Regions from separate parts of the Homo sapiens genome. Here region 2 is linked to region 1. The links are chromatin loops, found by intact Hi-C in ENCODE. Cell type or tissue: GM12878. All regions are shown on one strand. Links, peaks and the distances in the headings refer to the core of each region. The heading gives the core; the rest is flanking DNA.

Region 1 (5,383 bases), core at 285-5,284:
AATTCACCTGTTTCCTGTGCCTACAAGGCCTTCCCCACCCTGCCTTCTTTGCCAACTCCTATTCACCTTCCTAGTCTCAGCCTAATTGTCTCTTCCTGACTCTCACCCTCATATCACCCTGCCTTTCTCCCATAGAGTCGAAGGCAACCAGTGACAGAAGGAGTGCAGTAGTAATGAGTAAGAACGAGGATGCTGGAATGGAGCTCCACCAGAACAGGAAGCTCCATGGGCAGGGATTTTTGTGTTTTGTTCATTGCTGTGTGCCTACAGCCCAGAACAGTGCATGGCACATAGTAGACACACATTAAATATTAGTTAAAAGAATGAATAAATGGAGTCAGACTTTTGCATTCGAATCCTGGTTACACCACTTACCAGCTGTGAGTTAGTAAATTACTCAGCCTCTCTGTGCCTCGGTGTCCTTATCTATAAAGTCAGGTACTAATATGGGCCTAATGGGGTTGTTCTGGAGAGTAGAAGAGTTGATATGGGCAAAACATTTAGAATTGTGTCTTGCTTAGAGGTGTTTTTCAAATCAGTACTACAGAGGTTCCCCAAAATTTGGTATGTATTTAATTTTAAATATACTCTAAACTATATTAAAAACTGCAATTTACAAAAGGATACACACTCAAAACTGTCCCATATCAACATTAACACACAGCAAAACACCAGTGCCTCAACTTGCCTTCCTCTTGTTGACCTTAAATCTGGTAAATGATCTGATCTAAATTTTTAATATAAAGCTATACTAGCAAAATATCTCATCCCTTTGTTGGAGCTCTAAGGAGAGATTTCACTTGAAAATAGAGTATATTTTCTGGAGAAGATGACTGAGACCATGCTTATCTACTCTGATTGGTACATGATAGGATTTGATGCCATACACTTCCAAACATACGCAAAAACAGCAAAGTTTGACATATTTGAAGGAATAGCCTTGTTCCAGCTGGAAGGAAGAGAGGGCAGTCATGATTTGTTAAAATCGCCAGTGTCTTTGACCTCGTGTTCTACTGCAGTTACAAAATGTGAGGCATCAAGATGGTGTCAGTCTTCATCTCTGCCCACCCAATGGAAAGGAACTTGTTCCAGAAATGGTAAACTGATAGAATGCTCTTTCACAAGGAATACCTTGGCCGGTCCCCTTGAGCTGTTTTTATTCATTTATTCCAGAAATGAGAAGTAACAACCTACCATACTACAGGTATCATGCTGGGTGCTGAGGTTGTAGTGGTGAGGAGAACAAGGCAGACAAGTTCCCACTGTCATTGAGCATAGGGCTCTCAGGAAAGAAAGGTGTTAAACAATAAGAGGAAGTATGAAAAGTCCTATGACAAAGGAAGTAAGCACTCTACCATGAGAGCTGGAGTAACTCAGGTCTAAAGGGGACTTTCCTGGACTGTCCAGAGAAAGAAAGACTTAAGCTGACATCTCAACATAAGTTGGAGGAGTTGGTTCAGTGAAAAGAAAATGCAGAGAGGTCAGGAACAGAACAATATTCCAGCTGGGAGAAGGGCATGCATGAAGGCATAGAAACCAGAGAGCATACCACGTTTGCAGAAGTAAAAGAAACTGAGTATGGCTTAACCCTAGAGCTGGTTCTGTCACTATAACAGCCCTCATTTTTCAACATGCTTACTGGTCTATCACTCAATGTATTTCTTGGCCTTTAATTCCCTTCCTTCCTTCTTTCCATCCTCCCTCCCTTCCCTCCCTCCCTCCCCCGCTTCCTTCCTTCCTTCCTTCCTTCCTTCCATCTTTCTCTTTCTTTCCTCTCTTTCTTTCTTTTCTTTCTCTTTCTTTCTTTCTTTTCCTTCTCTTTCTTTCTTTTCCTTCCTTCCTTCCTTCTTCTTTCTTTTCTCTTTTCTTTCATTTCATTCCTTTTTAAAATTTCAACTCTCCTTTGATTGCTGCCTGTCCCATTACAATATCCACTTTTCCAGATGGTCGCTACTCTTTGCCATATGTCCAACGCACCTTCAACTTTTTGATCTTCTCCAACGTCTCTGACGTTGCTTTCCAATCTTGGTATAAATGACACCTTCTTGTCTGGTGGCTGCCCCAGAGCTTTTCTCATCTGTCTTTCAAGGGACTCAGGTTTCACACCCACAGATAGCAATCTTCAAAGAGAGATTGACCCAGCGTAATAAACTTTCCAGGCTGGCCTTTGCAAAATGAAGTAAAGTCTTTGATCCCTCTCTGGTTGCCCCTTGGAATGAAATGAACCTTTTGAAGTAAAGTTCGGCACACTAAGAAATGACAAAACAGGGCCAGGGGAGTTACAAGGTTAAGACAAGGATGATGCTGCATGTAGGTTATTTTGTTAAAGTATGGATTTGGAGAGATTATCCAAGAACCTAGTTTAGGTTTAGGCTGTCAAAATTATCATCAGAAACTAGTTAATAATTCAAGCTGAAAGATCTTCCCCCACTATCCTGGCTGTGTGCACCAGGGTGGCAATTCCAAATCATTACACATTGTCCCCGTAAGAACTTTCCAGAATGTATTCCAGATGCCATACAAATCAATACTCAGATTCATTTTGCACAGTCCACAAATATACACTATCTGCCTTCTAGAATTACACCTACAAACACATGGGTCTTGCCTGTGAAGTTTATGCAACAGTGGACAAACAACAGGGCCATCTGAACACCAGCTCTCAACAACACTGAAGCCTTATGATTCACATCAACAAGGAAGGGAATCCCAAAATGCCAAGTTCACTTTGTAATCAGGTTTACCAGGCAGGAATCGTTAAGAGTTGCTCCAAGGCCTGGAAACTAGCCTCCAAATAATTCAATCCACAGTTTTCTCACTAAATCAGCTACATGTGCTAAAGACCAGTTAAAGCATGTGTTAATTAGCTATCCCCCAGATGAAGACCACAACCAGCCTCAACCAGGAAGTGTGATTACACGGTGCTCAATTCTATCACTTCCAGTTGCCAGTAGGTGGCACAAATTCAAAAATATTTTAAATTTCAGCTTTCTTTTTAAGTAGGTCCAAATGTGTCAAACCCAATCTTTGATGCTCTTGCCACATCTGTGTGAGATTAGAAGCAGTGAGAGAAATGTTTGTGAAGGGGATGGATATAACCAACTTCAATTTACCATGTTTTTAAGTAAGTTTGGCAATTTCCCTGGAGGGTGTGAAAAAACCTTGTGGTACAAAGCATTTGATCCATTGTATTATTTTTACAACTCATCATAAGGAATTGCTCTGTTGCGTAGATTTTATTCTCTTGCCAACTCTTGGGTCCTGGGTCTTTTTATTGTCTGTCCACACTCAACACTCTTGAGTTTTGAAATATTATAGTTCAAACTTTTCCAAAGAGGATGAAGCTGGCAGCTTCTGATGGACAGTCACTCTCTTCTTAGTCTACAAGATAGACGTCTAATAGGTGTCAAGATTTTTTAACTCTCAAAAAGAAGCTTTTGTAAAATGCATTTTTATTATGCATTCAGTAGGCAGAATTATGTGGAAATGAGAACTGGGAATGTGAAGAAATCAAATTTCAATTCATGGAAAAAAATCTGAAATAAATATTTAAATTAGGATCTGCAAACTATGGTTTGTAGGCTTTCAAGCTGGGTCATTTGAAAGCAAAAGGAAACATACAGTGTAGGAGACACAGCAAAAAGTTTTCTGTCTTATAGAACCGAAGAGAAAAACCTAGTATCTGTATGTTTAAAAAAAAAATTGGAAAGATGAATCAAGCAACACTCAGAAGCCCCTTAGAGGTTTTGAAAGATTAATGGGTTCTGTCAGCAACTTTCAAATTCTTCAGGAAAGACTACCATAAAAACAAAAAGTATTTTGGTTATTAAGGGTTTCTTTCTGGTGATACCAAAGAATCAATTCACATGTACCTATATGTATACATATATATGTAGAGGTATATATTTTTCATGTATACTTTCTATGCACAGTTTTCCCAGGTTATTAGCTTTTTGCTCCCTCTTGATGTATAGAGAAGCAAGACTCAGACTGATTTCATTTCAAACAGATATTGAATTTCTACCCATCAGCTATGGTGAGATTTTCCCCAAGCCAGCTTCCTCACTTAGTGGTTCCATCCCTGGGTGATCTGCCAATTACCACACCAGGTTATTACTGTGACTGTTTAGGTTTGGAAGCAAAGAACTAGTCCCAGATTGCCCTACGTTGTTGATTACTCCTACCTAGCACAGTGTAATTCAAAATATGGTCCCTTGAGCAGTAGTAGCAGTCTTACTTAAGAACTTGTTAGAAATGCAAATTTTAATTTTAAAAAATTCCCTACTATATATTGACAAATAATTGTGTATATTTATAAGGTACAAAGTGATGTTATATGTATACAATGTGGATACATTGTATACATATAACATGTAGAAAGGAATATACCACTATTCTACTCTGCTACTGTGAGTTTGATTGTTTTAGATTTCCTCTGTAAGTGAGAACATGCATTATTTGACTTTCTGTTCCTGGTTTAGCATAGTGTTCACTTAGCATAATGTCCTTCAGATCCACCCATCTTGTTGAAAATGATAGAATTTCCTTCTTTTTTTAAGGTTGAGAAGTATATCTTTGTGTATATATGCCACATTTTCTCCATTCATTTGTTGATAAACACTTAGGTTGATTCTATAACTTGGCTATTGTGAATAATGCCTAAATTGTACATAGGAGTGCAGATATCTCTTCAATGCACTGGTTTTAAATCTTTTGAATATATATCCAGAAGTGGAATTGCTAGATCACATGGTAATCCTATTTTCAGTTTGTTGAGGAACCTCCATGCAATAAATATGGCTGAAAAAAAGGAAAAAATATAGTGATGACTCTGGGGAGCCACCACATTCTCAGCTTCTTCTAGGCAGCTAAGAATATTTTAAGGAAAATTAAAATTTTTACCTTTGTAGAAAACAAAGCACACCTTAGGGTTTCCTTTCTCTTCCTACTAATCCCCAGTTTCCTTGTCTTGATCTATGTAGCTTCCTTCTCCCTTACCAAGGATTACATTCCTTGGTAATCCCAAGCTCAAAGAGCTTCCCAGATTATGGCTGGGGAACAAATAACCACCCCACATAATAGAAGGAAGTTTATCAATGGAATCATTAGACAAAGCTGAAACCAGATACTTCAACTAGATCTTAAGAACTTAATCTTCTTGCCTCTGTTTTTCCCCAGGTAGGTTTTTATTCTCAGGCAATTTTCTTCATATTCTGGCCTCCAGATTCCCAGGTTTTTATTCTCAGGCAATTTTCTGCATATTCTGGTCCCCAGATTCCCAGGCTTGATTCCAACCACATCTAGTGATCTTTTTAAGACCAGCAGAAAGACAGCATCTTATTCTCAATGTTTCCAGTAAAGTCCCTGGTCATAGTGACCATTT
Region 2 (5,383 bases), core at 161-5,160, 120 kb before region 1:
GTCCCCGCCCTGGTGCTTACCTTCTTTGCGGCTTACACCACCCCGGTGGCTAGATCCTGGAGATAAACACTTGCATTTCCCAAAGTTAACCCAGTATACCAACCCGGAGCTTGCCAAGAGTCTATTCCAGCCTACACCGCTAGGAAGCCAACTTCAGCGAGCTCAATGAGGGGACCAAACTGGGGCTCGCTTTCCAAACGCTCCGCTCCAAAATCTGACTCTCTCTCCAGCCCCGATCTCAGTGTGAGCCGAACCTCAGAAAAGACGCTTTTTAAGGGCGACACAGGGTTGGCTTTACAGCGGGGCCAAGAAGACTACCTGGGGGTACCGCCACCTCGGACAAATCCGTTGGCTCTGTCCAAGGTGCTGAATGGACTCCTATCGCCCGGATTACACACCCGGCACAGCAGGAGGAAAAGGCTTAAAAATCTCTAATTAAGTGATACTTGATATTGCTCTAGACGGTTTCTTCCACTTCCTTACGGTTTGTCACGTGCGGATGGCTTTGCCAAAGCCATCCTGTTAATAGTTGATCACATGTTGATGAGAACCTTTTCTTCTACGAGAGGATTACCCATTACCGGTGATATGCACTTCTGACTTATTTCTCTCCCCCCAACCCCACCCCCCATCTACACCTAAACTCCCAGTCTTTACCCCACCCTTACCCCCACTCCACCCCCTAACCCCAACCTCTAACAGCATTATTGTTTTTAGATGGAAATTAACCCCCTTGCAAATGTCAATTACATGCCCACATATAAATCATAGAATATGATCATACACCATACACATTAAGGAAAAGAATAGAATGCAAGACTGCTGAGAGACAAGCATCAGCCTTGAACAACCAATATAACACACACCCCCCCACCCAGCTCCAAGTTTGTTCCACGCAGTTCCACATAGCTGTGTCAAATCTCAAATGATTCCAATTAAAGTTGCACTGTGTAAAAACCCGATTCCCCTGGCCTGAGTAGCTGCTGTTCTTTGGCGTGTGAAGTGCTAGGAAGAGCCGTGATATGCCCGTTGTTAAGCAACATGTCAAGATTTTTCAATTATAATGCAGGTTTTATTGCTACTCACCATTGTGCCTTTGCTGTCCTGGAGACTCAAGTGTCTTAAAATCTCGTCTCCCCAACAGATGCTGGAAGGTAATGTGTCTTGTTTGAAGTCATCATGTGAGAAGTTCGGCTTTGCTCAGTGGATCGCCCACCACTTGGTGTGACTTATGAATCTAATAACCCTTTGCAATATCCGCAAGCTTAAACTCTCAACCACCTTGGCGACTACAGAAGACAAAGCAACTGGCATCGATGTCGAAAAACCTATAGATTTACGCAAACGCCCTCACTCCGAGAGACACGTTTCCTTTTGAGTTCTTACGTGATTCTAATGAATGAGCGAGGTTACCAATGATTGCCCAACTGCCCTGCTATGTAGCAGGTGTTTCCTAGGGCTGCCTTCTAACCGCCCGTTACTGGGTCCTGGCACTGAAAGTTCCCAGAGAAAGTGAGGAGTTTCAGGGTACCCCTGTAAAAAAAAAAACTCAGCCTGCACACCGCTCCCTTGCCCACTACGCAGGTCACACCTGGGGCTCCGGCGAAGCTGAATTCGGCTCGGGAGATTTCCCTGTCGCCAGGTAAGAAAACCTTCGCCTTGTCAGGCTAGGGCGGGAAGACCGCTGGGGAACTTGTTGCTTATCAGCGCCGGCAGACTACCGCTTTAATAATAATACCAGAAAAGCGCAGCAGGGAGGGGGTGGGGGGCGGCAACGGCGACGACTAACCTCGCTGTTTACGTGACCGACTCACTGTGACTCTCTGGGTAAAAAAAGGAAACTTCTTAGAAAAGTTCGTGCCCCTCCCCCTCCCCCATCATGACTAAGGGTCTCCAGCCGATGAGGTCGTGAGTGATGATCAAATGGGGACTGGGGGGAGGGGGGCGAGTAAGTGACTTGTCCTTGGGAACATCTGCATGCGTCGAAGCGCGAACCAGCCCAACAACTTTCCCTTTTCCTCTTAGGTACTGATGACTAGGCGAGAGGCACCAAGGCGAGCCACTAGTTGCCCACAGGAACCTGTGTAAGCCGAGCTCTCGAGCGGCTGAGTTGAATGAAGTTATGACTGCGTTTGCTCTAATGGGTTATGGCTTCCCAAATGTGAGTTAACAGCCCCGGTGCGCAGCTAGGTCGGAAGGCGAGCCGCGGAGAGCGGAGCCGCGGGCCAAGGCAGGGACGGGAGGGGAGGCGGCAGGTTGGGCGCTCCGCTGCTGCTCGGTGCTGCTTCCCCGGAGCCGCTTCCTCATCCTGCGGGGGCTGCCCCGCCGCCGGGGTGCCGGGGTGAGCGCGGCGGGAGCCAGGGCTGGGGTGGCGAACCTCGGAGGGGGCTCTCCCAGGAAGCCCTGCGGTTAGCGCCCGCGCTTCCCCACCAGTGGCTGCGCAAGCTGGGAAGCGAAGAGGTCACGTGTTGGCGGAAAGTAACTTGGAGGCGAAAGGATGAACTTTGAGAAGAGGAAAAAAAGCACAATGAAACAAACTACCCCCTTGGAGTGTCTAATAGAGGGGGAGGCGGGAGGGGGGGCGGAGGGGCGCCGCTCTCCGCGGGAGATGTGGGGACGACTCCGGAAATCTCGGGAAATAGGCAATAACTCGAGCTTTGGCAACGTCCCCCAGCCTAGGGAGGCGCTAACGCAAGGTATCTTTCCACTGAAGCTGCCCTTTGCCTACCCTCAGCCATCGCTAGCACAGCAGAGCAGAAGAACCAGGGATGAATGTAGACCAGTTGTTATGGAGATGTCCGTCGCTCTGAGGAGCGCTAGTGCCCTGGGAAGTCCCCAGACGCATTTCAGGTTTCGTCGTTTTGGCACTGACACCATGATTTTACTCGCTCTGAGTTCCCACCAAGGGGAGCCCACCAACGGCGTCACAGGCCCTGGCCGTGGCGCTATTGACTGCAGGGATGAGGCACAGCGATGCTGCAGAAGATGGTGGATAGCTCTTAAGTTTCAGACCACCCAGCCCTTTCCAATTTCCAGTTTCTTTATTCCAGTCAAAAGTGCTTTGTTTGAATATCATTCTTGCTTGCTTATGTAGAAAAATCTTACTTACACGATAGGATGATTAGAAGCAACAGAACATAAGCATTCAGTGGCTGCTTCAAGGTCCTCCCTCTCCCATCCCAGAAATGCCTTCCTTATGGAAAATAAGTTTTACTTCCCAATTATGTGCATGGACCTCTGTTCATTGCAGCCCCCATTGGTACTGGGTTATTATTATTAGCAGTAAGTCTAGTGTTGAGTTCATGCTTCTCTAGAAATGTTTCCAAAGTCAAACAGGCTTATCTTAGGCTCCAGATAAAATATCTGTATACAAAAGCTTCCTGGTTCTCATTAGGAGTAGTTCTAGATTTGCCAGGCTCCTGGAGACCTGAGATGGGTCCTTATGAAAGGATTTCAGAAACCCTCACAGTCATCAACACAACAGTTCTCGCCAAATGAAAGGACTGCTCAAATTGCCCACAAACTGCCACTTTTTGTCCATCCATGAATTAGCCAGCAGATGCTGCCCTAAGACTGGGACAGCTGGTACATACCATTCTCAGAGGTCTTGGGGTACAGGCTTTGTGGACAAAACTGGTTTTTTGAGAATGGAATCCATAATGCTGTTAATAACTTTCCTTGCCTACTGACAAATTCAATGACTAGCACAGATCTGCAATCTTGAAAAGACATAAGGAGATGACCACTGTATATGAACATATTATTCCCCATTGCCATCAATGTGATATATTTTTCTGACTCTTTTGTCAACAGTTTGTGGTCTGTATAGAAACTATCAGCTACTCCTCTGCTGGATCTTTATTCTGAAAATTATATCTTACAGTGGGATACCCTGAATTGTTGGTGTAGGTGCCTGAGGATTCAGAACATGAATGACTGATTAGTTTGAAATCATTTAGACACATGATTGTACTGAAGATATTTCCCAAGAAATATGTTTAACCAGTGCTCTTATTTCTTGGAACCATTACTAAAACCTCCAACTCAGGGACCAAAATGATGGACAAGAGTTGCTAAATAATAAGGGTTGATATAGGGAGCTAGGGAGAGTGGTGAAGATATGGTGTTTGCCATATATCTATATATACCTATTCCCACTTTGGATTTCTCAGTGATCTGATAGACAATTCTCTTCTCTTGGTGCACTATCAACTCTCCAACCTTTTATCTCCATCCACTCACTTACATAATTTTTTTCCATCTGCAGAAATCCAGTGTCTAATGTAAGTAAAGATTGCCATAATTTCATTTGTTAAGATAGATGCCAAGCACTGTATGTGTCACAATTTTCATCTCAGTAGCACTTATTCCTGGGGTTATCTTATTTTTTCATACAACCCCAATCAGCTGTGATATGAATATCACACTTCTCTGGCTCATTTGACCCCATTTATATTTAGTAATGGCAAGAACATTTCAGACTGAATAGTGAACAAATCTTATTCCTTAAGGATCACTACCTAACAACATGACCAAACTTAAAGCAAAATGTATTAATACAACCTAGAAGGAAGGATTTTTGCTTTCAAAATATGGGTATTGCACTCCTTATAGATGAGCTGTTTAATATTCACAGTTTTCTACCTATGCCACAGTTATAAAGCTTGTTCTTTGCCCACATCTTTATGAAGATAGGTTCAAAAATTAATACGAGGCTCATCAGTATTAGGAGGCACAAAAACTTCACTCAGTAGATGTGTAGTCTTGGAATTGGTGGGAGATGGGTAACAAAGCAGGAGTCTACAAAGTCAGAAATGAAAGAGAACTCCTTTTTCTTAGAAAACTAAGAAATAATTGGAGTACCTCTTAAGACAAAGTCCACTGTCTTTATTTCTAAAAGGAAATTCAGTAAGTCACTTTTAATAGGATGGTTTGTGTATTCCTTACTATATATCAAGGAAGACAAAGATGAGATAGTACTTCCATTCTTTTCTCCCAACTTGTCTTTCCAAATCTATTTGGTTGTAGTTAATTTCCAGGCTCTCCATCTCACCTGGAGTTGGATAGATTATTTCCATCCTTCCTTCCCACTCTTACTTCTCCTTCCTTTTCAGTACTTATTCTGTGCCAGGGACTCTGATGGGACTGGTGATCCACATGTTAACAATTCTCTACCTAAAGTATCTCAGAAGTTAAAGAGTGCTTGGTTAATAATAGCTGAGAGGTCAACAGTGCCTTCCCCTTCATTACCTCAGGATCACTTGTTACAATCAATGCAGAAGAGTAGTCACAGAGAAGCTCCTGATGGTGATATAATTGCTATCTTGGAGCCTAAAAAACAAAAAACAGGTAGCAAAAGCCTTCTGTTTATGATATAAGAAGA

Evidence for each region. A loop is a pair of places that touch in the nucleus more often than their neighbours do. Peaks named below come from ENCODE experiments on the same cell type or tissue, not always from the same donor. Only the 100,000 strongest peaks of a DNase experiment are listed, where the experiment ranks them.
Region 2: a loop joins it to region 1, with 2.4 times the contacts of the local background. A loop is called at or near these places in 4 of 110 quality-filtered maps.

What each region holds. Positions count from the first base shown.
Region 1 is chr11:27,836,747-27,842,129 of GRCh38, forward strand. No RefSeq gene overlaps it. Among named protein-coding and RNA genes, the nearest start is that of BDNF, 140 kb to the left of the region's middle. In GM12878, for the core only: a CTCF peak has its summit at 2,925 (motif pointing right); a DNase peak (open chromatin) is centred at 1,345; H3K4me3 peaks cover 313 bases.
Region 2 is chr11:27,720,326-27,725,708 of GRCh38, forward strand. LOC124902652 (a long non-coding RNA gene) reads left to right here and starts at 1,917. Exons shown (of 2, transcript XR_007062633.1): 1 at 1,917-2,161. It also overlaps a transcript of BDNF not described here. RefSeq lists an enhancer at 1,655-2,163. In GM12878, for the core only: a CTCF peak has its summit at 2,937; no DNase peak of the experiment used is centred there; H3K27me3 peaks cover 877 bases.